Linked DNA regions of Homo sapiens: all the other regions are linked to region 3. Evidence: chromatin loops called from intact Hi-C (ENCODE). Cell type or tissue: IMR-90. All regions are shown on one strand.

Region 1 (8,000 bases), 580 kb before region 3:
TTGTGGTATATACATAAAATAGAATGACATTCAGAAATGAAAAATCAACTACAGTCATACACTAGTATGAATGCAATTCACAAACATAATATTGAATAAAGTCAGACATAAGCAACACAGTATAATTCAATGTATACACACTTTTAAAAAAAGGGACATGAGTCAATCGTGATAAAAATGAATTATATCAGGATAATTATTAACTTTGGAGACAATTAGTGGAATGATAAAGAGTGAGCATATGTTTACTCTTTAATTTCCTATCTTATTAGTTGTTACATGGGTGTGTTCACCTTCCAAAAGTTAATTCAGCTGTGCATGTATAATTTGTGTACTTTTATATATGCATGCTGTACTTAAAATATTAAAATAAAAACTAAATTTAGAAACTAAACAATGGAAAAAAGTCAGACCATTTCTTTGCATTTCAAGAAGTGCATACTAACTGAGATATTACATTCTTAAATGGCTTTAGTCAATTAGGCTTTAAATTTCACCACTATATAAACATTTGCTTCTAAATCTAGGTAGACTGTCTTAACTTCCTGAAGAAGAGGGAAGAAATAATGAAAAAAGGAAAATAACAGAAATACCTAGAGGAGGGAAATAAAAAGCCTAGGAAAGCAACATGAAAAGATGGTGCTCTCTGGTACATCCTGTGCTTCCTGAGATGTTGTTATTCGTCTTTTACACACACTGTCTTGGGATGGGCATTAAGGTGTTGTAGCTACTCAGCTAGTAAGTAGCTGAGCTAAGATTCTTTCAATTCCAAAGTCAGCAGTGTCTTCACTACATGGTACTATGTCAAGAAAGAGAAACTCCACTAAAAAGAACTTCATTGCTCTCTGTTAGGGATACATTAACATTTTGGGACATGAAAAAAAAATGTTACAATAGCTTACAGGTCACCTCCACTTATATGACCTATGGACCTCTTAAACTCAGCGAGTTGAAAAGATAGTAAATTATCCTCCACTTCTTTCAGTTTCCTCTAATGCTTCCAAACTTGATGAATGGTTCACTCAGATTTCCAAGACAAAATTTTGTCAATCATTTTTGCCTTTACTCTCCACTCTCTTCTATCCCTTATATATATTTAATAATCAATTTCTCACAACTAGAATTATTATCATAAATACTGATAGCTTTTGAGTGGCAGATAATGAGCCGTTTTTATATATTATCATCATACCAACAATATTTTTAAAAATTGTGCAGCTAAGTGTTGAGCTAAAAATTATATACCTAAGAAATGACAAAACCAAGATTTGAAACCAGTTCTCACTGACCAGAAGATCATTCTTTCAGCTAAGGAGCTAATTACTGCGTTCCTTCATAGTTTTTTTTTTTCCTCTCAGGTATTCCCTGAAATATGCATTTTCTTGGTCCTACTCTACTCAAATTTCAAACCACTATTATTTCATGCCCTTCAATAACTTCTAACCGGTTCTATTTTCCTATTTGTGTCTTGCAACATGGGATAATAGGTTCTGGCATGAGACAGCCCGGGCTCTACTCTCAGGTCCATAAGTTAATAGCTTTGTTTTGAGGATAAGTTACTTCTCTATGCCTTACATTCCTCAATAATAAATTAAGAGCTATAATGGAATCTACTTTATAAATTTCTTATAGTGAGTAAATTAACATAAATTCCTTCGAAAAATGACAAACCAAATAAGTTCCCAGTAAATATTAACTTTTTATCATGATGATCATGGTGATATTAATAATAAAACTAAAATTATAATTTTTTTCTTCACCTATAGCCACAGTCAGCTTCTCAAAGACAAATATGATTATGCCTCACCTTTTTATGATCTAATAGCTACTAATTTCTCCACGCTGACGTTTACCACAGAACCTGGACATAGGTGTTGCACACACTATGATCTCTAATAAATAAATAAAATAAATAAAACAGAAAAAAAACGATACAAAGGGTATGAAGGATTGAGTGAATATGTTATATGCTACGGCACCAGTGGTCTTTCTGGGTATTGTACACTTGCCCCATTCTAGGACAATGGTTCCTTCTGATTAGTTACCTTTTCCAGTCTGAGAGACATGCCTGGCTCACACCTGATTTGTAAGGCAATGGAGATGGAGACACTCTTATATCCAAAAGTACATAGCTCCGGTAGCTTAGATAATAAACCTTTGTCACCTCTAGAGAATTCTAAAAATCCACAGATTTAGAAATTCTAGGAATCCAAGAAATTACAATTTTAGATCTACTACAATTTCACAATATAACAATAACCAATAAACACGGACATTTTATTTACATAAATAAAAGATGGGTTTGTCACACAATTTAAAAATCTAGGGTCGAAAGCCACAGCAAAGGCAACCTCCTGGCACTATATCACAATAGATGACACCTGCATAGAGAAAGCAAAGTGGTCATGTTAGTCACTGATTGCCTCAAATAATCCCTGTGGGGATGTCTACTCTTTTGTATTCCATCAGCTTTTTTCCCAGTAACAACACATCCTAGCAATAATATCCTGACGAGTTTCTATAAAAAAAAAAAACTCCCCTCCTAAGATACAGTATCTTTGTGGTTGCATCCCCAGCCATCCCTCATTTGGTTGAGGTTGGAATTTCAATGGGTGGGTTGAATTTTTCCCTAAACAAACTTGCCATGGTAAAATCAAGGCTAGCATTACTGTTCACACAAGGCACTGTGCTAAGATCCCCATCCTTATAGCAATGGGAGGGCTCATAGGCAAGTCATGTCATGCAGAGGCCATTTCATCATCCCTTCTTGTCTTTGGGGACTTGGGTCTCTCCGGTTGTATAGGAGATTTCGCCAGGCATTTGAATCCTTCACTGCTAGTCATCCTGGACTCTGTGGTGTACAATATCCATCTCTCCTATGTTCTGAGGTCAGAATGACCTCTCTCTTAACCAGTTGTCTGGGCCCAGGCTCCATTATTGATATAGTCATGATCTCCTCTGTTGGGGATGAAGTAGGCAAATTTGAGGCACTAATTTACTTCTCACATTCTTTTCTTGAACAGAAAGATAGAACTGGAAATTAATAGTAGTATATAAATTCAAAATTTTAGCTTTAATAACATTTAATCAGACATAAATAATTATGGTAATGTGAATTTCAATAAATAAATTTTAGTTCTAATATAAGTGTAACTGTGTAATATTCATACTTTTTCTGAAGGCTTTACTAATTTGATATGGCATTACTTTTTTATTGCTGCCAAAACTATTCTTATTCCACTGTGTGGTGATGAGAAAGTGAGAGATGTTCTGGAGATGGTGATTATAGATAGCTTCCCTGAAGCCATAGTAACCCCCTGGAGAAAAATTGGACCTGGAGTCTAGCAGCCTAGGTATGGGTACTCGATTTCTTAGAAAGCCTTTACAATTTCCTTTATCTTAAAAATAAGGGTATTGAAGTAGAATTCTAGAATTTTCAGAGGACAACTTAAAATATGTGTAATAGTTTTAATTATTTATCCTCATAAATTTAACTGTTCATTTTAATATATTTAAGGATGAATTTTTTAAAAAGTTGATTTCATAAAAACGGGAATAGAAAGATGGTTCCATAGGCTGACTGAGAGTGTAGAGGAGGGATGGGAAGGGAAAGAAGTTGATCTTCAGTTAGACTAGAGGAATAAGTTTTAGTGATCTCTCACACTGCATAGTGAACACAGTTAATAATATATTATGTATTTAAATTAAAAATTGCTAAAAAATAAATATTTTATGTTCTCACCACAAAAAAAGTTGGAAGGTGATTCATATGCTAATTAGCTTGATAGACTCTCTCTACAATGTATATATAGATCAAACATCACATTGTATCCCATAACATATTATATATATTATATATTTATATTATATATTATTATTGTATCCATTAATATATGCACTTATTATTTGCCAGGCAAATAAAAAATGTTTTTAAAATATAAATTTATTTGTAACCTCCTTTTACTTTTCTGCTTGGTTTTCTTCTTTCATTCAGTGTTTACCAGTTTCTTATAGTTAATTTTATTTTAAGCTGTCTCACATTTTCTGAAGAAAAGGGAACATATTAAAGCCAACAAAACAAATACACTATCTTGCATGAGATGATTTATGTCATGGTACAATCAAATGCTATAAATCTTATAAAAACTTCTCAAATGGTTAGATGGCTACAGTTGAACAGATGGACCATGTCATATATTTTTTATAATGCTTCTAAGGTATGGCTAATTTTTAAAAAATATTTTAGTAATGATGGGAATATTATTTATAGAAATCTTATAAAATATATAATGAAATATGTAATAAAGTCTAGATAAATGTGTATATACATAATATATATTTATTACATAATATATAATATATAATGTATATTTATATATTACATGCATTATATATTAAATATAATACATTTTATATATTATATATTAAAATATGTAATAATATGTTATTAAATATATACAATAATCTATTACATTTTATGCTTATATAATATATAATAAATATATAGTATATAATAAATATACACTATATATTTGTATCTATATATGTTTATAAAGTCATTCCTCTAATTAGGTCATAACCATTCAGGTAAACTGGAAATTTAAGCCTACTTCAGGTTTGTGGTAAATAGATTCTCTCTGAACTAGCATATTCAGAATCATTAAACAGTCAGTTCTTTGGACAAGTCTTATAGAATGTTCTTACCTCTTCAGCCATCCCAAGACTCTTGAGGGCCTGACCTCGCTTACACTAAAGCAGATCTGCCTTATGCATCACTGAAGTAGGGAGGGAAGAAAGTTTGATGAACTACTTCTGACCCCTAGTGGTGTCCAGAAAAGACCATTAAAGGAATGACCTTTAAAGGATGGACATACAATTTTTTGTCCAAGGCAGGACATGTGTGGGTGTCTTTCAGTAATTATGTTCTAAGAACAGCAAAAACTCCACTGCCTTGGCAAATAGGAATGTTTTAGTTCTATAGAATTATAAAGAAGCTGTCTTTTAAACACAATATACTTTCTCTATGTCTTTGGAACAATGACTATTGGTCATTACCCTATTTTAAAGTAAGCAAGTAATCACACAGGGAATTATTCTGAAAAGACAGAAAAAAAAAAAAAACCAAGAGATTTCTGCATATGTAGGTCAGTTTTAATCAGAGGGCATCAGAAAAGACTCCTGAAAGAATGACCTGGTTATTATAATCACAGATTTGCTTTCCAAGTCAACATTCCAGACAGTGCTCAGAGGGGATACGAAAACCCTTTTATTTCTCCAGACTCAAATTCACTGCTATTTGTCTTCTCTATTTATTTTATTATAGGCATTGTTCTGGTTGCTGGGAACTCAGACTGAGATACCATACACTGACTCTCAGATAGCATAACACAACATGATGTCTTGGAAAACTGTAAATCTTTTTGTTTTTTAAATACAGGTGGAGCATCTGGCACACCTGACATATTGATCTTGTTTTTCTTTAAATCTTCATTTATTTACCTTATCAAAACTATGCTCTTTCATCCTACCTTTCAAAACATATTTTAAAAAATCCTCCAACATGTATTTTGCTCTGGTAATCCCAAAAGGCTGATAGTCTCTATGGTGGCAACATGGATAATACTGTTCCCCATCTAGATGGTCTCATTTCTTCTGTATCTAGTCTGAAGAAGCCTGAATGAAAGTAGATTTTTAAGCTTTGTAGCTAGTCTGAAGCCTTTGTAGTCAGTCTGAAGAAACCTGCATGAAAATAGATTTTTTTTTTCCTTTGGGACAGAGTCTTGCTCTGTCGCCCAGACTGGAGTGCAATGGCGCGATCTCGGCTCACTGCAACTTCCACCTCCCAGGATCAAGCAATTCTCCTGCCTCAGTCTCCCAAGTAACTGGGATTACAGGAGCACACTGCCATGCCCAGCTAATTATTTTTGTGTTTTAGTAGAGACAGGGTTTCACCATTTTGCCCAGGTTGGTCTCCAACTCCTGAGCTCAGCCAATCCACCTGCCTCGGCCTCCCAAAGTGCTAGGATTACAGGCGTGAGCCACCAAGCCTGGCTGAAAGTAGATACTTTTAACACATACCTACATTCACAGAATATTAAATCTTTTGTGATCAATCCCAGATCCTTGACGATATGTCTGAGTCAGGCTGGAAATGAGAGAAATCATGTTTGAAATTGGAGTGTTGTATTCAAGGTCAGCAAGATCCCTGGAGCAGCATCTGTTTTATAAACCATTCAAACTTGGTATATGATGACTCAATTGGTGGCCAAAGGTCAGAAAAGACTAAGTGTACACAGATGATTTTACACACACTTTGATAGGAGTGTTCACATTCATATTATCTTTATATCTCTGTGATTGTCTAGCTCTTATTTCATAGAATAATTAATTAAAAATTATTTGATAAGTGCCCATTCTATGCTAACCCTTATTTTTCATATTCTTGAGCAAAAAACAGATATGGTTCCTAATCTTCTACAGCCTCTAATGAATCTAATGGAAATTCAGTGTATAATAAGTGGTATAAATATAAACTAGTATACTGTGATGAGAGTAAGTTAGTTAAGGGGGTTGAAGAAATGAGATAATCTAGGTGGGGAGCAGTATTAGAAAAATCCCCCTGAGGAAGTAATCATTTTAACTCAAAAGTTAATGGTGAAAGGAATTGCTGTGCAAATACTTGGGGTAGATAATTCGGAGCACAGAGAAGACCATGGGCAAAGATCCTGAGACATGCATGTACTTAGCTTGTTTTGAGGAAGATAAAGATACCTAAATATTAAGGAGTGTAGGCAGTAGTGGTCTAAAGATGTAATAGAAGAGGCAGGTGAGCCACGTTATACAAGGCTTTTTGACTATGATAAAGAATTTGTATTTTACATTACGAGCAATGGGTAAGTGACCATCAAAGAGTTTTTTCAACAAAGGTTTGTGTGATTTAGTAGATGTTTGTAGAAAAGCAATTTGGTTTCCCTGGAGATAATACATTTTTTAGAGGACAAACAGATAAATCATGATATTAGCTAGTAATAATATTAAATTATTATTAATTTAATAAATTATCATAGTAGCCAGGGAAACAATGATATTATAAACCAAGACGGGCAATGTGTAAAAGTGGGCCTATCTGGGATGTGTTTCTGGTAGAAATGGTAGAAATTGATGAAAGATTTGATGGAGAGAGGAAAGGGAAGGAAAGAGAGAAATAAAAAATTTTAAAAATGACTCAAGACTTGTCTTATGCAATTGTGTTATTGGTGGAGTCACTTTATAATATTAGGAGAAAAGGGACAGAAAATAGATTTTGGGGGGAAAATCAAGTACTTTATTGGCATCATTCTTATTTTAAGATTAAACACTCAGATGAATATATTAAATAGCCAGTTGTATTCATGAATTTGAGCTCTCAGGAGTGGTCAGGAATCAGAGGTGCAAATGTTAGTTTCAAATAATAAGAAAAAGTTGACATAGTCTGCACATTAAGGAACTGAGAATTTAGTTTGTAACAGAGATATTAGTTAAATATTTAGTTTAAATATTAGTTAAATATTTAGCTAATAAATACAAAATTATAAGTTTTATTTAAAATTGAAACATGATACCAAAATAATAGATATATGGATAAATTTGTCTTAAGAAACTTCTTGAAAAGTGATTGTTGAGTTGCAAGATCGTTTTAAAAAGGGTAGGAAGAAATTGAGGAAAAGATGATGAATAATTTAGGCAGATAGAACATTTCGAGAAAAATTTTACGAAAGAAGAGAAATTCGATTTAGAGAAATGAAAGAAGATACGTATTCAAAAGACTGAAAAATCCTCTGCAAGAAACGAAGAAACTTCAAGCATTCTATGGAGAAAAAAGTATTAAAAATAGTGAGCTAAGTTATTCAATGCTGAGAAGGAGTCAGGGCAAGAAAAACAATGGTTAGACTGCTAGAAGACGTCAGTGTAGTATAGAGAGTACATTGAGAAGAAAGTCTGTGGAACTGTGTTGTGAGGCT
Region 2 (8,000 bases), 1.7 Mb before region 3:
GGAGGCAAGCCCAGAGAAAAGAGAGAGTAGAGACACGGAGAGAAGGGGCGGGGGGTTCTTGCCCCCTAGAAAAGCAGAGAAGGGGTAGAGACATGGAGAGAAGGGGTCAGGGGTTTCTTGTCCCCCAGAAAAGCAGTACTTGCCACTAAGGGTGAAGGACCAAGGCAGGCATCCCCACGTGGTCAGACACCTCTGAAATGTGGGTGAATAATCAGGCAGGCATCCCCGTGTGATTAAACACCAAGGGAAGACTGTCTTCCTGAGTCCGTGACCAGCGCCGGAGTTTTGGGTTCACGGATAAAATGTGTCTCCTTTGTCTCTAACATAAAGGGAAAGGTACTGAAATTAAGGGAGAGATTGAAGTGTGGTGCCAAGATTGAAAGGAGAAAGAGGTTGAGGGATAGTAAGAGAGGTTGGAGAAGAGAGTAAAAAAAAGGCCACTTACCCGATTTAAAATTGGTGAGTTGTTCCTCGGGCCGGTCGGTCTGAGGACCCAAGGTCGTAGGTGGATCTTTCTCATGGAGCAAAGTGCAGGAGGACAGGGGATTGATCTCCCAAGGGAGGTCCCCCGATCCGAGTCACGGCACCAAAATTTCACTCCCGTCCGTGTGAAGAGCCCACCAAACAGGCTTTGTGTGAGCAACAAGGCTGTTTATTTCACCTGGGTGCAGGCGGGCTGAGTCTGAAGAGAGAGTCAGCAAAGGGAGATAGGGGTGGGGTCATTTTATAGGATTTGGGTAGGTAAAGGAAAATTATAGTCAAAGGGGGTTGTTCTCTGGCGGGCAGGGGTGGGGGTCACAAGGTGCTCAGTGGGGGAGCTTTTGAGCCAGGATGGGCCAGGAAAATGAATTTCACAAGGTAATGTCATCAGTTAAGGCAAGGACCAGCCATTTTCACTTCTTTTGTGGTTGAATGTCCTCAGTTAAGGCAGGAACCAGCCATCTGGATGTGTATGTGCAGGTCACAGGGGATATGATGGCTTAGCTTTGGCTCAGAGGCCTGACAGGAGGGACAGAGAAGAGACTTTTCCCAGGAAGAAGGCCACTGTGTAGAAGGTAGAACCACAGCAGGCCTATTCAGCAATGGAGGCTTAAATGAGATACAGTCACAGCAGAGGCAGAGGAAAAGGTGGTGAAAAATCCTGGCAGGCTGCTGGATTCTGACTGCCAGTCTCCTACCAGTTCATCTGAATGGTCAAAGTCCACCAGCTAACGGGAGCCTGGGAAATGCAGCCTGCAGAGACCAGTTCCCCAGCAATTCAGAGCCAAGCAGGAGGAGGTCTGGAAGGAAACCTGAGGAACGGGTCCTCACCCTGTCCTTACCCAGCTTTATTTTTCTTTAGGTCACTTATCCCTACTCCTATTCTATTCTATTTTGTTCTACTCTAATATGCTCTGTTTAGTTCTTTTCTGTTCTAGTGTTTCTATTCTACTCTCTTCCATTCTATTTTACTGTTTCTATTCATTTGTTCTCTTCTCTTCTATTATTTACTTGTTTGCTGTCTGTTTCTTCCACTAGTAATGAACTGCACAAAAGTAGAGACTCTTCACCAGTGTAACCCAAGTACCTAGAACAGTGGTTGGAATATTACAGGTGCCAAATGAATATTTGTTGAGTGAATGAATGAATAAACTTGCTTACTGTTAAGATTCAAGAGGGCAGGAAACATCTACTGTGTTCATTATGATACGCCCAGTGTCTACCACAGTACCTGGTCAGCGTGTGTATTGGTTTCCTAGAGCTGTTGTAAAAAATTACCACAAACTTGGTGGCATAAGGCAACATAAATTTATTCTCATTGTTCTGGAGGCTAGAGGTTTGATGTCAAGATGTCAGCAGGGCCACACTCCCTCTGAAGGCTTGAAGGGAGAATCTGCTCTTTCTGCTTCTGACATTTCCGGGCATTCCTTGGCTTATGGCTGCATCACTGCAATCTCTGCCTCTGTCTTCAGTGGCCTTCTCTTGCATTTGTTTCTTTTAAGGACATTTGCCATTGGATTTAAGGCCCATCAGATAATCAAGGATCCTGAGATCCTTAACTTGATTACATCTTTAAAGTTCTGTTTTCCAAATAAGGTCACATTCACGGGTTCTGGGACATGGGCATAACTTTTGGAGTGGGGGAAGCAACTATTTAACCTACTACAGAACTTACAAAACACTTGTTGGCTGACTGGCTAGACTGACTAGTCTCCCTGGGTCTACTTTTGCCCCTGTCCAATCCGTCTTCCACAATGCCACTAACCTGACCTTTCTAATTAGAAAAAGCCTTCTTTTCTTTTTCTTTTTCTTTTTTTTGGAATCATAACTTCCTACTTGGAAATTTGAAAAAACTTCTGTGTTTTTCCATCCTAGGGGAAAAAAATTCATACTCCTTAGCTCAGCTACAAGATCTTCCATCTGTTGTTCTCTGCTTCCCTGTTCAAGTCTCTCTTCTCCCTCTCTCCTCACTTTTCACTTTGTGCTCCAACCACATGGCTGACCAGGGTCCTCTGTATATTTGTGTAGTATATGCAGTTTCTTCTTCCTCAAATAGCTTCCTATCCTTTGACCCTTTGGCAAACTCCTATTCATCCTTCAAGTCTCAACCAAAGTCCCTCTTCTATGCTGCCGTCCCTGCACACTGACCCCACACCCCTATCTAGAATCCTAATATGTAGATGCTCATTTGATGTTTGTTTGAATAAGTAAATAAACCCAAGTGGGATGGGGGCTGAGAAGGGTAGGACCTGGATTAGGCTTGGGTCTGGAAGAAAAGGAAAATGGGAAAAGTCACACTTGGTATCTAGGACAGGTGCCAGGGACTGGTGGGATGCTGGGACTGGAAGCATTTGGCCTTTGGGTAATACGGCCTGAGATAGATGTGATGGGAGGCCTGCCTATGGGAGGTGGTGAGATGGCACAGGGGTGTGTGGTCTGGTGTTAGAGGGCCAGCAGATGCGAGGCCCAGGTGGGCTGCCATGCTATAGAATCTAGTCTTCTTGGGCCACAGTTCCCGGGATGGGATTAGTTAACTCAACAGAGACCACCTTTGTTATGAGACCTGGGCACAGCTGTGGCCATGTCTGAAGAGGGACCCGGGAGCACAGGCAAAACAAAATGGAAAGCCCCAGTGGCCAGAGGCCTCTCTGGAGACCAGTGGGAAGGGGACGATAAACAGAGGAAACAGATGGGACCTGTCCAGCTCTTGGGGATCAAAGAGCCCCCACAAACACCACTCCTTATGTCCTCTGAGTAATGGTCTTTAGTAACCTAGGCACAGAGGGTCCTAAAAGAGAGGACTATAGGTCACTGAAAGGACCTGGTCGTGGGGGTCTGAGAAAGGCCCTGGTCTTTGGGGGTCAAGAGCTATAGGTCCTGGTCATTGAATGACCTGATTGTGAAGCCAAGCCTAAATGAGGTGCCCTCACCACCATGGAGCTAGAATGAGGGGTTCTGGTCAGTAGAGAGCCTTAGAAAGAGGCCCTGGTCATTGGATGCATGACCTAGGGGCCCTGGTCACTGAGGCTCTGGTCAGTGGGGGGTGGGACTGGGGGCTGCACAAGGGGCCCTGATTCCTGAGGAGACTGACCTAGAGGCCATGGTAACTAAAGGACTTGAGCAGGGGGCTCTGGTGACTGAAGCCTGAATGAGGGGCTCTGGTCAGTGGGGGCTTAAGGGAAAGGCCACTTCTGTTATTCCTGAGCTGAGGTGGGGAGAGCTCAGTGCTCCTTGTCAGCCTAGCATGCTCCTGTGCCCTCCCAACCTGACCAGCATGGCTCCCAATAGCCAGCAGATGGCACTGTGGCCTTGCCTGATGAGAAGTGGGCAGCCAGCAGGCAGTCCTTGGGGTGAAGAAGCTCAGCGGAGAGACAGGCTCAGGTGCTGCCTCCAGCAGCTTTGGGAGCTGCAAGAATTTGGGAGGGGGTGTGGTAAGACAGACCTTGATCAAACTCTCTGGGGTGATGGCCCAAGGCAGACGCGCTGGAAGCAGAGAATGCTGTGCCGTGGGTCAGGAGGCCTCAGTGTCTTCCATACCTCAGAAGGCAGGACGGGCTTGGTCAATAGCTCTGGAGTTCAGAACAAACTACTGCAAATGTGGCCCAACATACTCAGATACACTTTCACTCCAAGACTAATGCAGCTGTCCCTGTCACAAGATCCAAGACAAACTAAGACGTACCCTGAACATTAAGCTGTCATTTCCCGGCACTCTCAGTATTCCAGAAGGAATTAAGAGTCTGTACCCTGGCACAGTCAGAACTTGTCACAGCCCAGAACTCAATACCTCACTCACGGGGCGTGGCCACATTCCAGAACCATGTCACAGTCCAGGGCCTTGTCATACCCCAGATATAGACACAGAGTGGGGCTCTGGCATCCCTCAAATAATGGCACGTCCCAGGAACCTCCATGTGCAGAACAACCCAGGGCCTGTCCTGTCAATCTTTATATACTGGCATTTCCCAGGGGCTTGTCACAGCCCCTGCTTGGCCCTGAGCTGTGATAGTATCTGGTGTGCAACAGCTACGATGTGACAGGGCCCTGGGATATGGCAGTATTCAGTATACAACAGAGTCCTGAAATGTCCCTGTATTGGAGGATTGACAGGGCCCTGGGCTGTGACTTTATCTACAATGTGCAGCAACTGGTTCCAAAACTCACACCTGTGGGTTTGGCCATCATCAACAAGTATTAGTGATCAGAGTGCATAGCAATTATGGTGACAAGCTCCATGGGGGATACAGAGTGTACAAAGCAGTGTTTCTCAAACTATCCATGGTGACAAGACCAATTTTATTTTAAACATTTGCATTTCAAATCCACTGCAGACTGACACTTTTGTAAAATGCAATTAAATTGCTAGAAAAACAAAAATTTGGCCGGGCGTGGTGGCTCATGCCTGTAATCCCAGCACTTCGGGAGGCCGAGGTGGGCAGATAACCTGAGGTCAGGAGTTTGAGACCAGTCTGGCCAACATGGTGAAACCCTGTGTCTACTAACAATACAAACATTAGCTGGGCGTGGTGGCAGGCACCGGTAATCCCAGCTACTTAGGAGGCTGAGGCAGGAGAATTGCTTCAACCCGGGAGGCGGAGGTTGCAGTGAGCCGAGATCGTGCCATTGCACTCCAGCCTAGGGGACAAGAGTAAGACTTCGTCTCAAAAAGAAAAAAGAAAAAAAAGAAAAAATTTAAAAAGACACAAAATATGAACCCAGTTTGTAAAAATAAACTTTTTATTTTGGAATAATTTTAGATTTGCAGAAAAGTTGCGAAGAGAGTAGACAGTTGCTGTGTACCCTTCATTCAATTTCCCCTAATGTTAATATCTTGGATAACTGTGGTACATTTATCGAAACTAATAAATTAGCTGTGGCATGGTACTATTCACTAAACTACAGACTCTCTTCAGATTTCAGCAGTTTTTCCACTAATGTCCTTTTTCTGTTTCAGAATCTAATTCAGGATACCATATGGCGTTAGGTGTACTTTTTGTTATTAAATTAAATGATAAATAATGATTCTGTCAAATTGCTATAGACATTTCTAAATGCTTACTCTCCATTTCTGAACTTATCTTCTCATGGGAACAAATAATTTGTAGGTGGATACTGGCCTGTAGGCCACAATTTTGAGTAGCGCTGGTATAAAATGGCTAGCTGTCATATATATGGTGGTGTGGCAGGGAAGTGAGGGGTGGGAAGCAACTGGCATTTACAACTAGAGTACAGGGGTACAGAGGAAGCAAAGGTGGTGGCCATGTGGGTGGGTCTTGGCCATGGAACACAGTAATGGAAATGGAGAGCTTTTGGAATGCAGTCCCGAAAGATACCTAGTAAGACAGTGATCCTGCAAGTGTGCATTGTTTTGAAGTTTTGGTGTAAATATCTGCAACAACCAGCAGGTCCTGATGACTATTTATGAGCTCATTGAGCTATAAAGGTGGGTAGAGAACTTCGAATTTTTTTTTTCTTTTTTTTTTTTTTTTTTTTAGAGAGGAGAAGAAAAACCACACACAGGGATCAGACGCCTCCAGCTGAAGAAGGTGAGGCATAGAGATCTCTCACCACTAGGGAACATATCTGAGTCAGTCAGCACCAAATATGTTAGCAGTGGCAGGTATCTGAGTTACTGGCAGCGAATCTGTATGCATCTGCAGCAACCTCAATTCTTGCCTCCTTAGAAGAAAGAATTCAGCCAGGCGTGGTGGCTCATGCCTGTAATCCCAGCACTTTGGGAGGCCGAGTCGGGTGGGTCACCTGAAGTTGGGGGTTCGAGACCAGCCTGACCAACATGGAGACGCCCTCTCTCTACTAAAAATACAAAAATTAGCTGGGCGTGGTGGTGCATGTCTATAATCCCAGCTACTCAGGAGGCTGAGGCAAGAGAATCGCTTGAACCCAGGAGGCAGAGGTTGCAGTAAGTGGAGACTGTGCCATTGCACTCCAGTATGGGCAACAAGAGTGAAACTCTGTCTCAAAAAAAAAAAAAAAAAAAAAAAGAAGAAGAAAGAATTCAACTGAGAGGCATAAGGCAGAAAAAAGGACCAAGGCAAATTTCAGAGCAGCAGTGGAAGTTTATTAAAAAGCTTTAGAATAGTAAGGAAAGAAAAGAAGGAAAGTACACTTGGAAGAGGGCCAAGTGGGTGACATGAGAAACCAAGTGCCGAGAACTTAGAATTTGAAAAGACAAATTTGGCTCTGGAGATTCCACAGTCTGACCTAGGCCCCTGCCAGTCCAAGGACTCTGGTGAGTCAACGTCTTTTAGACTTATGTCTAAGATTGTATGACATGAGATCAAGAAGCACAAAGGTTCAGGGATAGCAAACTTCCCCCGAGGAGGGAGGAAAGGAACAGAACAAGGTGGATGCGTTCATGCTTCAGGGCTTCATCCTGCCCACATTATGATCTGGGACCCCAGCAAGTGGGGAATGTAAACACTCTGGCCTTAGTCTCCCAGTGATAGTACAGTGGAATAAATAAAGTAACCCCAAGGAGGATTCTGAGGATGAACTGAGAGTTATATGCAAGTGTTGGCATGATGTCTGGCATGAAGTAGGAGCTCCCCTTTTCTGCTCAGGATAGTCCTTGCAGGGTGATCAGTTTTCTCATCTTTACCTGCTTCTTTTCCTCCAGGTTCCATTGGTTCCATAAAGCTGTAATCAAGGTCCTAGTAGGAGGTGCCTGGCCTAGGTCTCATCATGTTCTGGATTCTGCCAGCCTCCTTCTCTTTGTGTTAGTGTCCACTCATCCTTCAGGTGTCAGATGGAAGCCTCCAGTGGGTTTCTCCAACACTTCCCTCCCATCACCTCTAAGATGCAGTTTGCTGCTAAACACTTTCTGTAGTCTTATCATTATTGCTATTTGATTATGAGTATAGTAATGGCAGAAACCATACCTGTCTTATTCTCCACTCTATTTCCAGCACCCAGCCAGTGTCTGTCCCAAAGTCAACATTCAGTTGGATGTTGGATAAATAATTGGAAGTAAAGTATGTGATTTTTTTCTTTAAATTATTTTGACTATACTTAACAGGGAGTAATAAACAATGCACAGTCAGGTGTCAAACACTCTTTTATTGGAGCTGAATAGGTTGCCTGGAAAAAAGATTGACCTGATATATATGAATTCAATATACCATAAAAATGGAATAAAAAATCTATAGGGGACAGGCGCGGTGGCTCACGCCTGTAATCCCAATGCTTTGGGAGGCCAAGGTGGGAGTATCGCTTGAGTCTACGAATTTGAGATCAGCCTGCGCAACACAGGGAGATCCCCATCTCTACAAAAAAAAAAAAAAAAAAAAAAAGATTAGCTGGGTGTGGGGGTGCACACTTGTGGTCCCAGCTACATGGGAGGATTGCTTCAGCCCGAGGAGGCTGAGGCTGCAATGAATGGTGTTTGTGCCACTGCTCTCTACCCTGGGTGACAGAGCAAGACCCTGTCAAAAAAAAAAAAAAAAATCACTGGAAAAAGAATAAATTTTTTTTTGAAATGGAGTTTCGCTCTTGTTGCCCAG
Region 3 (8,000 bases):
AGGGTATCCTTGTCTTGTGCCAGTTTTCAAAGGGAATGCTTCTAACTTTTGCCCATTCCATATGATATTGGCTATGGGTTTGTCATAAATAGCTCTTATTATTTTGAGATATGTCCCACCCATCAATACCTAGTTTATTGAGAGTTTTTAGCATGAAGGGGTGTTGAATTTTACAGAAGGCCTTTTCTGCATCTATTGAGATAATCATGTTGTTTTTGTCACTGGTTCTGTTTGTGTGCTGGATTACACTTATTGATTTGTGTATGTTGAGCCAGCCATTCTTTTGCATTTGCTGAGGAGTGTTTTACTTCCACTTATGTGGTCGATTTTAGAATAAATGCTATGTGGTGCTAAGAAGAATGTATATTCTGTTGATTTGGGGTGGAGAGTTCTGTAGATGTCTATTAGGTCCGCTTGGTCCAGAGCTGAGTTAAAGTCCTGAATATCCTTGTTAATTTTCTGTCTCATTGATTTGTCTAATATTGACAGTGGGGTGTTAAAGTCTCCCACTATTATTGTGTGGGAGTCTAAGTCTCTTTGTAGGTCTCTAAGAACTTGCTTTATGAATCTGGGTGCTCCTGTATTGGGTGCATATATATGTTTAGGATAGTTAGCTCTTCTTGTTGCATTGATCACTTTACCATTATGTAATGGCCTTCTTTGTCTCTTTTGATCTTTGTTGGTTTAAAGTCTGTTTTATCAGAGACTAAGATTGCAACCCCTGCTTTTTTTTTTTCTTTTTTTTTTTTGCTTTCCCTTTGCTTGGTAAATATTCCTCCATCCCTTTATTTTGAACCTATGTGTGTCTTTGCACATGAGATGGGTCTCCTGAATACAGCACACTGATGGGTTTATCCAATTTGCCAGTCTCTGTCTTTTAATTGGGGCATTTAGCCCCTTACATTTAAGGTTAATATTGTTATGTGTGAATTCGGTCCTGTCGTCATGATGCTAGCTGCTCATTTTGCACATTAGTTGATGCAGTTTCTTCATAGTGTCATTGGTCTTTACATTTTGGTATATTTTTGCAATGGCTGATACTGGTTTTTCCTTTCCGTATTTAGTGCTTCCTTCAGAAGCCTTCCTTCAGGCCAGGTGGTGACAAAATCCCTCAGCATTTAATTGTCTGTAAAGGACAATGGAACAGAATAGAAATTCCAGAAATAAGACTGTAAAGCTACAACCATCAGATCTTTGACAAACCTGACAAAAACAAGCAATGGGGAAATGATTCCCTATTTAATAAATGGTGCTGGGACAACTAGCTAGCCATATGCAGAAAATTGAAACTGGACCCCTTTGTTATTACCATATACAAAAGTCAACTCAAGATGAATTAAAGACTTAAATGTGAAACCCAAAACTATAAAAACCCCAGAAGAAAACCAAGGTAATACCATTCGTGACATAGGAACAGGCAACTATTTCATACAAATACCAAAAGCAATTGCAACAAAAGCAAAAATTAACAAATGGGATCTAATTAAACTAAAGAGCTTCTGCACAGCAAAACAAATAATCGACAGAGTAAACAAACAACTTACAGAATGGGAGAAAACTTTTGCAAGCTATCCATCTGACAAAGGTCTAATATTGAGCATCCATAAGAAACTTAAACAAATTTACAAGAAAAAACAACCCCATTAAAAAGTGGGCAAAGGACATGAACAGACATTTCTCAAAAGAAAACATACATGTAGCCAACAAACATGAAAAAAAGCTCAACATCACTGATCATTACAGAAATGCAAATCAAAACCACAATGAGATACTATCTCACACCAGTCAGAATGGCTATTAATAAAATATCAAAAAATAACAGATGCTGGCGAGGTTGTGGAGAAAAGGAACACTTTTATGCTGTTGGTGGGAATGTAAATTAGTTCAACTATTTTGGAAGATGGTGTGGCAATTCCTCAAAGACCTAGAGGCAGAAATTCCTTTTGACCCAGCAATCTCATTACTGGGTATATACCCAAAGGAATATAAATCATTCTATTATAAAGACACATGCACATATATGTTCATTGCAGCACTATTCACAATAACAAAGACAAGGAATCAAACTAAATGTCCATCAACAGTGGGCTGGATAAAGTAAATGTGGTACATAGACACTACGGAATAGGATGCAGCCATAAAAAGGAACGAGATCATATCCTTTGCAGGGACATGGATGGAACTGGGGGCCATTATCCTTAGCAAACTAATGCAGGAACAGAAAACCAAATACCACATGTTCTCTCTTATAAGGTAGCTAAACGATGAGAACACATGGATATATGGGGGAAACAACACACACTGAGGCCTGTTGGAGGGTTTGGGGTGTGAGAAGGGAGAGGATCAGCATAAGCATATCTGACTAGTAAACCCAAGCAAAATTGTCTCAATTATTTTTAATACTGACAATTCTGAAGACATTCCTAAATAGGAATTTTAACAATAATTTTAAAACTAGCTTTATTTGCTGTATGTTATCTTAAATCACATAGAAATATCATATAAACAGACAGAGGCACATCTTATAGCTTTCATTAAGATGTTTCATTTGTCAACTTCCAAACAGTTTTTATTTTCCCCATTCAGACTATCAGTCTTCCAATGGCTTGTTTCATTGCCCTACGCAACTGTTAGCTAGGCAGTCCTAAATTTGCACTTCTAAAACGATGACTCCTAGGTGAAACAAGGTGGAAAATTTGTATCTTAAAAGTACAGAGCTGAGACTTCAGACCTAAATATCCTACCATCATTTCCTCAAGCCAAAGAAAAAGCATGTAGGTAAAAGCCCATTTAAGACAAGATGGCCAGGAAAAGCACCTTAAACAAAAGTAAGACTTGTTATGTAAATGAAATACAATGGTAAGAATTTCTAGTGGCTCAGTCCTTCCTCTCTTTGGTGTACAGAGGCAAACACCCTCACAAATGGACAGTTCCTTTATAGATGTAAATTTCTTTTCAAAAGCATTTCAAAATATCCACCTAAATGCCAAAAGGTATATTTTGAAGACTGATTTTGTTCCATAGGTGGTCATTTTAACTTAGCTTCTGTTTTTTACCTAAAATTACTGCATTTAGGGTGAAGCCCATTAAGGAATAGTGCAAAGAAAGCATTTGCTATGTGTAGACTCATGCATAGCTCTGAAAAAAAAACAGGAAGCCTACTTTACCTGAGGGTCTACCTTTTACAAACACTTTATCCAGCTTTCTCTTCACCTTCAGGGCAGGGTAGTAACCAGACTAAAAGGTTAGAAGACTTAATTTTTCTTATCAATTAGTTGCTTAAGCTTTTTGTCTTTTATAAAGACTTTTCTTAAAAACAATAAAAACAATGAAATCTTTTTAGAAGCATCTGCACATCAATAGGCATCCCTGGATGAGCCTAATTAGACAGCTCTAATTTTCAAATGCACTTTTCAAAATGGAGTGTTGTTCATTTGGAGCTTTCTATTATAATTTTTCATTATTTTTAGTAAGATTTTACGACTTTTGTCAATGTGTGCTGCTTCCCGGGCCTAATACTTAATACTATAGGTAAGTGTCGCTAGAAGATGGAGTACTCAGTTCTTCAGTAATTAAGCATCCCATTTTTACATTTATTCTTGGCTTAATTCTCAGATCCCCTTGATCAACTTAGCCAATGATTTTTTCCCTACCTAAAAGCACAAAAGAAATAGAAGATACAAATCCCTGCAAATTTTCGAAAGCCACAGTTTACACCCCCTGAGGTACTGATACAGGAGTTAAGAAGGAATTACTTAGGCAGATAGCAAGGGAACCCCCAAATCATTTTCTAACAAAGAGCAGCCTGCAAGCTGGGAGCTTGCATGGGTGAATGCCGCAGAAACTGAGGACTAGACATTTTCATAATGGTGGCTCCATCTTCCCTTCTCTGCCAGCCGCGTGTATCCTAAGGAGCAGACCAGATGGGGCTGATAACTGAAAAGCCCATTTGCATAAGATTAGGGTAAGGTGACCAGCCTTCCCCATGTGCCATGTAAATGTCATACCTAATTGAACCAATCTGTGAGCCCTACATAAATCAGACACCACCTCCTCATGCCAGACTAAAACAATCGGTGCATTCCCTGCCAGCTGGTGTTTTTTTCTTCTCCATCCTTTCCGCATGGTCTTTTCTGCTTGGAGAACCCTTCCTCTATGGAGGAAGCTGTTCCTCTTTCTCTTCTCTTCTACCTATTAAACCTCTGCTCCTAAATTCCACCTGTGTCTGTGTCCTAAATTTTCTTGGCATGCGACAACGAACCCCTGGCATTATTCAAAGGCTTCTGGACTGAACCCAGCCTCTGACAGTCCGTCCAGGTGTTGGTAAAGGATCTCCAGCTATCCTGTCACAAAACTTTCCTTTCTTTTCTATCCATGGTCATTATGTCTACTATGCTCTCCGTATATGCAATGTGCAGGAATTTTTACAATTCAGGGGAACAGTTCTGTTAGGAAAGATCGGCAAACATGCAGTAACTCAATAAACGTCTTTACCGTTTCTCTGGTGAGTACAAGGTATTACTAGGCCAACAGCGCCACCTAGTGGAAACAGAAATCCTCTTCATGAGGCACATTGTGAGTCCTATGCCATAAACTGCGGTGTCCCAATCCTGGCTTTTCGCACTGCTAGAAAGGCTTCAACTGTGAATGGGAAAGCTCTGCCTTCAACAATTAGGAGCAAAATGTCCTCTGTAGCCAAATTTTAGCCTCAATACTGTCCCATCAGCAGATAAATGGCCATTCAGTCCCTATGTTCTCTTAAGGCACCTATTCTGCCTCCAATTAGAGTGGTACCTAACTAGTAAGGGGATTTTAAGTTTGGAAGTTAGCCAAAACCATTCTATAAAGGTAAATGCTTCAGCACCGGCCATAATAGCAAGATACAGAGTTTAATCTAGCATGCCCCCCCCCCGCCCATTAAAGGGGCCTTGCCCAACTATTACATAGTTTTTCTTGAGATCCGTTTTTCAGGGAGCCAGGCGGCTCACACAAGTCTAGGAAGTCAAAAGTCACCCAGGACTAGAGCCACCTGGGTGAGCATGACTAGCCCTAATTGCTTAGTTCCTCTGGAGTGCATTCTGAAGCACAAGGACTTCTGTGACCCAGAAACTTTAACAAAAATGTGGCTCATTTTCTTTTGCACAAGGGCATGACCTTTTTACTAGACCTCTGCAAGCATTGCAAAATAAACCCAGCTCTTTTAGCAATCATATCAGGCAGGTCCAAAAGAAAATAATTCTCTAAAATTAGAGAAGCAACTCCCAGGGGAACTATCTGAGGCTCCCCTTTATTTGGGGCCCCTTCAAGTTCCCTTCTCATTACAAGATCTTAGACAAATAAAGGGAGACTTAGGTCAATTTTCTAACGACCCTGATAGGTATATAGAAGCTTTCCAAAATTTAACTTAGGTATTTGACTTCTCATGGAGGGATGTTATGCTGCTTCTAAGCCAAACCCTAACCACAGCTGAGAAGCAGGCAATTCTGTAGGCAGCAGAGAAATTTGGAGATAAGCAATATGTCTTCTATAGCAGGCCTAAAAGGAAAAGCGAAAATAGAATGCAGGCCCAGGACCCCATAAGCCTGCTGTTCAAGCCAGCCCAACAACATAATCAGTAACAAACTTGACTACAGGCCTCCATCTTGTTTCAGGTCCTTGGGAACATGACCTGGAACCACATGGCAATACTTTGTTTTAGTCTCCACCATTTTACAATGGTGGCTGTCTTCTTGTGCTAAGTCAGTTCCTGGGTGAGGACCACACAATCAGATAAGCCAGTTTGTCAATCTAGGTGGTGCCAGCTGATCCATCAAGAGCAGGGTTTACAAAATATATTAAGGACTAATCTTGAGAGCAGTTAAGGGAGGGTCAGAATCTTGTAGCCTCAGCTCCATGACTCCTAGGCCATGGTTTCTAATCTTATGGCTAGTTTCTTGGTCTGCTCCCCAGGCAAGAGGTAAGCCTATCTTAAGAAGGGGCTGTTACCATCTTTGTTTTAGACTATAAACTATAAACCCAGCTCCTCCAAAAGTTGGTTTGGCCTATGCCCAGGGATAGGCAAGGATAGCTTGGGAGCTGGAAACAAAATGGAGTTGGTTGGGTCAGATCTCTTCCACTGTCTCAGTAATAATTTTGCAATGATAGTTTTAAAAGCTGCCTATCACCCCTTTGAAAACACCATATACACTTGAGGTTAAGTCATAACCTAATTAAGGCTTGTTGGTTTCACCTGTGAGATTACTTTTTGTAACGTTCAAAAGCTGAAAATCTTAATTGCTTCGCATGGCTAAAGTCTAGTAACAAGAGATTTAAAAGGATTTTCTTAAAAAGCTCTCAGCTTAATTAAAAGTGGATATTCAAGTTATAGGTATATTTAAAAGGCCTTTATGTTTTTCTCTTCTTGGATCTTGTCTTTCTGGAAAAAGTTTTTTTTCTTCTCAGTCAACTGAATTATTTTTCTCCATTTTTTGGCTTGCCACTCTTAATGCACACATAAGACGCCCTAAGATAACTTCTGGTAGCATGGAACTACGAGGCACCACAGACCCTGTTTTGGGAAAAAAAAAAAAAAAAAAAACCCTGTTTTCCTCGTGAAACCACAGGAATTAAAAGCAAATAGTTTAATCTGTAAGAAGTAAAAATAGTCTTAAGGATTATCGGTAAAATGCAAGTGTCATCAAAATGCAATAGGTGGTCTAAATCATTCAATTTAGATACTAGGTTTGCTAAATGGTTCGAGGTTGTATACTGCCTGCTTTACAGTTAGGTAAGGCACAGGGAGTTAGAATCTGGAAAGAGACAAGCCTTATCTGCACTTCTGTCTGGGTCCTAAGCGCCACACATGGCACATAATTAAAATCGCTTACTAACCAGGTTTTTCACCAAAAGTAACGGTTGCTAAGAGTAACAGAGCAACATGATCACTAAATAGTTTTATATGAAAGGCATATAAAAACAGTAAAATGTGTCTTTAGTAAAAGATTATAGGAAAGAATGGAAATGTTAATTTTGCCCAGGGATGAAGGATTATATTAAATTTGATAAGACAGAGCTAGAGGTTTAAGCAAGTTATAGAAAGATTGTAAAAATTAATCTTGCAAAAGTGTGTAAACATTAATTCAAAAGGATCTTTTGAATATATGGTCTTTTCATAAACTGAGCATCAAAATAAAAGCACAGCAAGGTGGTCTTAAGATGCTTATCTGGCCTTTAGCAAAAGGGTTGTAAAAGGTTTGTAAAGATTTCACCTCATGGTCAAATTGGTTAAGGTTAGATGGAATCATCTATAAGGTTTCATTTAAACAAATTGGGGCTGGGCATAGTGGCTCATGCCTGTGATCCCAGCACTTTGGGAGGCCAATGCAGACAGATCACTTGAGGTCAGGAGTTCAAGGCCAGCCTGGCCAACATGGTGAAACCCCATCTCTACTACAAATACAAAATTAGCTGGGTGTGGTGGTGCACACCTGTACTCCCAGCTACTTGGGAGGCTGAGGCAGGAGAATCACTTGATTCTGCCAGGAGGCAGAAGTTGCAGTGAGCTGAGATTGTGCCTCTGCTCTCCAGCCTGGGTGACAGAGCAAGACTCTGTCTCAAAAAAATAAAAAATAAATAAAATTGGGTTAACATTAATAAACTAATGCAAGGGTGAAATATGGCTTTAAACAGGATTTTCATGTAATAGTAATGCTACTGAAAGGTTTTTGCCTTTTGAGTCATCATTTTGGCAAAATAAATAATTTCTAGCATTCTGGAATTCTACTTCATAACATCCAGTGTTTTAAACCTCTAGCATTTAACAGACATCCCAAAATCAAACCTCAAGTTTCAAAATTGTCTTTCCTGCTGCCTGGCTTTCTAGATGGCTCAGAGGGCCCCTGAAACATCCATAGAAGAAGTAAACAGGATTATTTGACATGTTTAGTCACATGAGATTTCCAAAATGATGTCAAGTCTTCTTTAAGTCATATTCTGGTGAATAATACTAATATATGTTCCAA

The links. Hi-C counts contacts between places; a loop is a spot of excess contacts. Peaks named below come from ENCODE experiments on the same cell type or tissue, not always from the same donor. Only the 100,000 strongest peaks of a DNase experiment are listed, where the experiment ranks them.
Region 1: a loop joins it to region 3, with 6 times the contacts of the local background. A loop is called at or near these places in 4 of 110 quality-filtered maps.
Region 2: it touches region 3 in a loop (7-fold over the local background); 7 of 110 quality-filtered maps call a loop at or near these places.

The regions. Positions count from the first base shown.
Region 1 is chr11:5,201,792-5,209,791 of GRCh38, reverse strand. No RefSeq gene overlaps it. Among named protein-coding and RNA genes, the nearest start is that of OR51V1, 5.1 kb to the right of the region's middle. In IMR-90, a CTCF peak has its summit at 4,821 (motif pointing left); DNase peaks (open chromatin) are centred at 4,781 and 6,221; H3K27ac peaks cover 468 bases.
Region 2 is chr11:6,359,033-6,367,032 of GRCh38, reverse strand. LOC124902623 (a long non-coding RNA gene) reads right to left here and starts at 4,238. Exons shown (of 2, transcript XR_007062571.1): 1 at 3,923-4,238; 2 at 1,766-2,746. RefSeq lists a silencer at 3,660-3,954. In IMR-90, a CTCF peak has its summit at 3,772 (motif pointing right); a DNase peak (open chromatin) is centred at 3,782; H3K27me3 peaks cover 298 bases.
Region 3 is chr11:4,622,930-4,630,929 of GRCh38, reverse strand. No RefSeq gene overlaps it. Among named protein-coding and RNA genes, the nearest start is that of OR51D1, 11 kb to the left of the region's middle. In IMR-90, a CTCF peak has its summit at 4,535 (motif pointing left); a DNase peak (open chromatin) is centred at 4,539; H3K27me3 peaks cover 193 bases.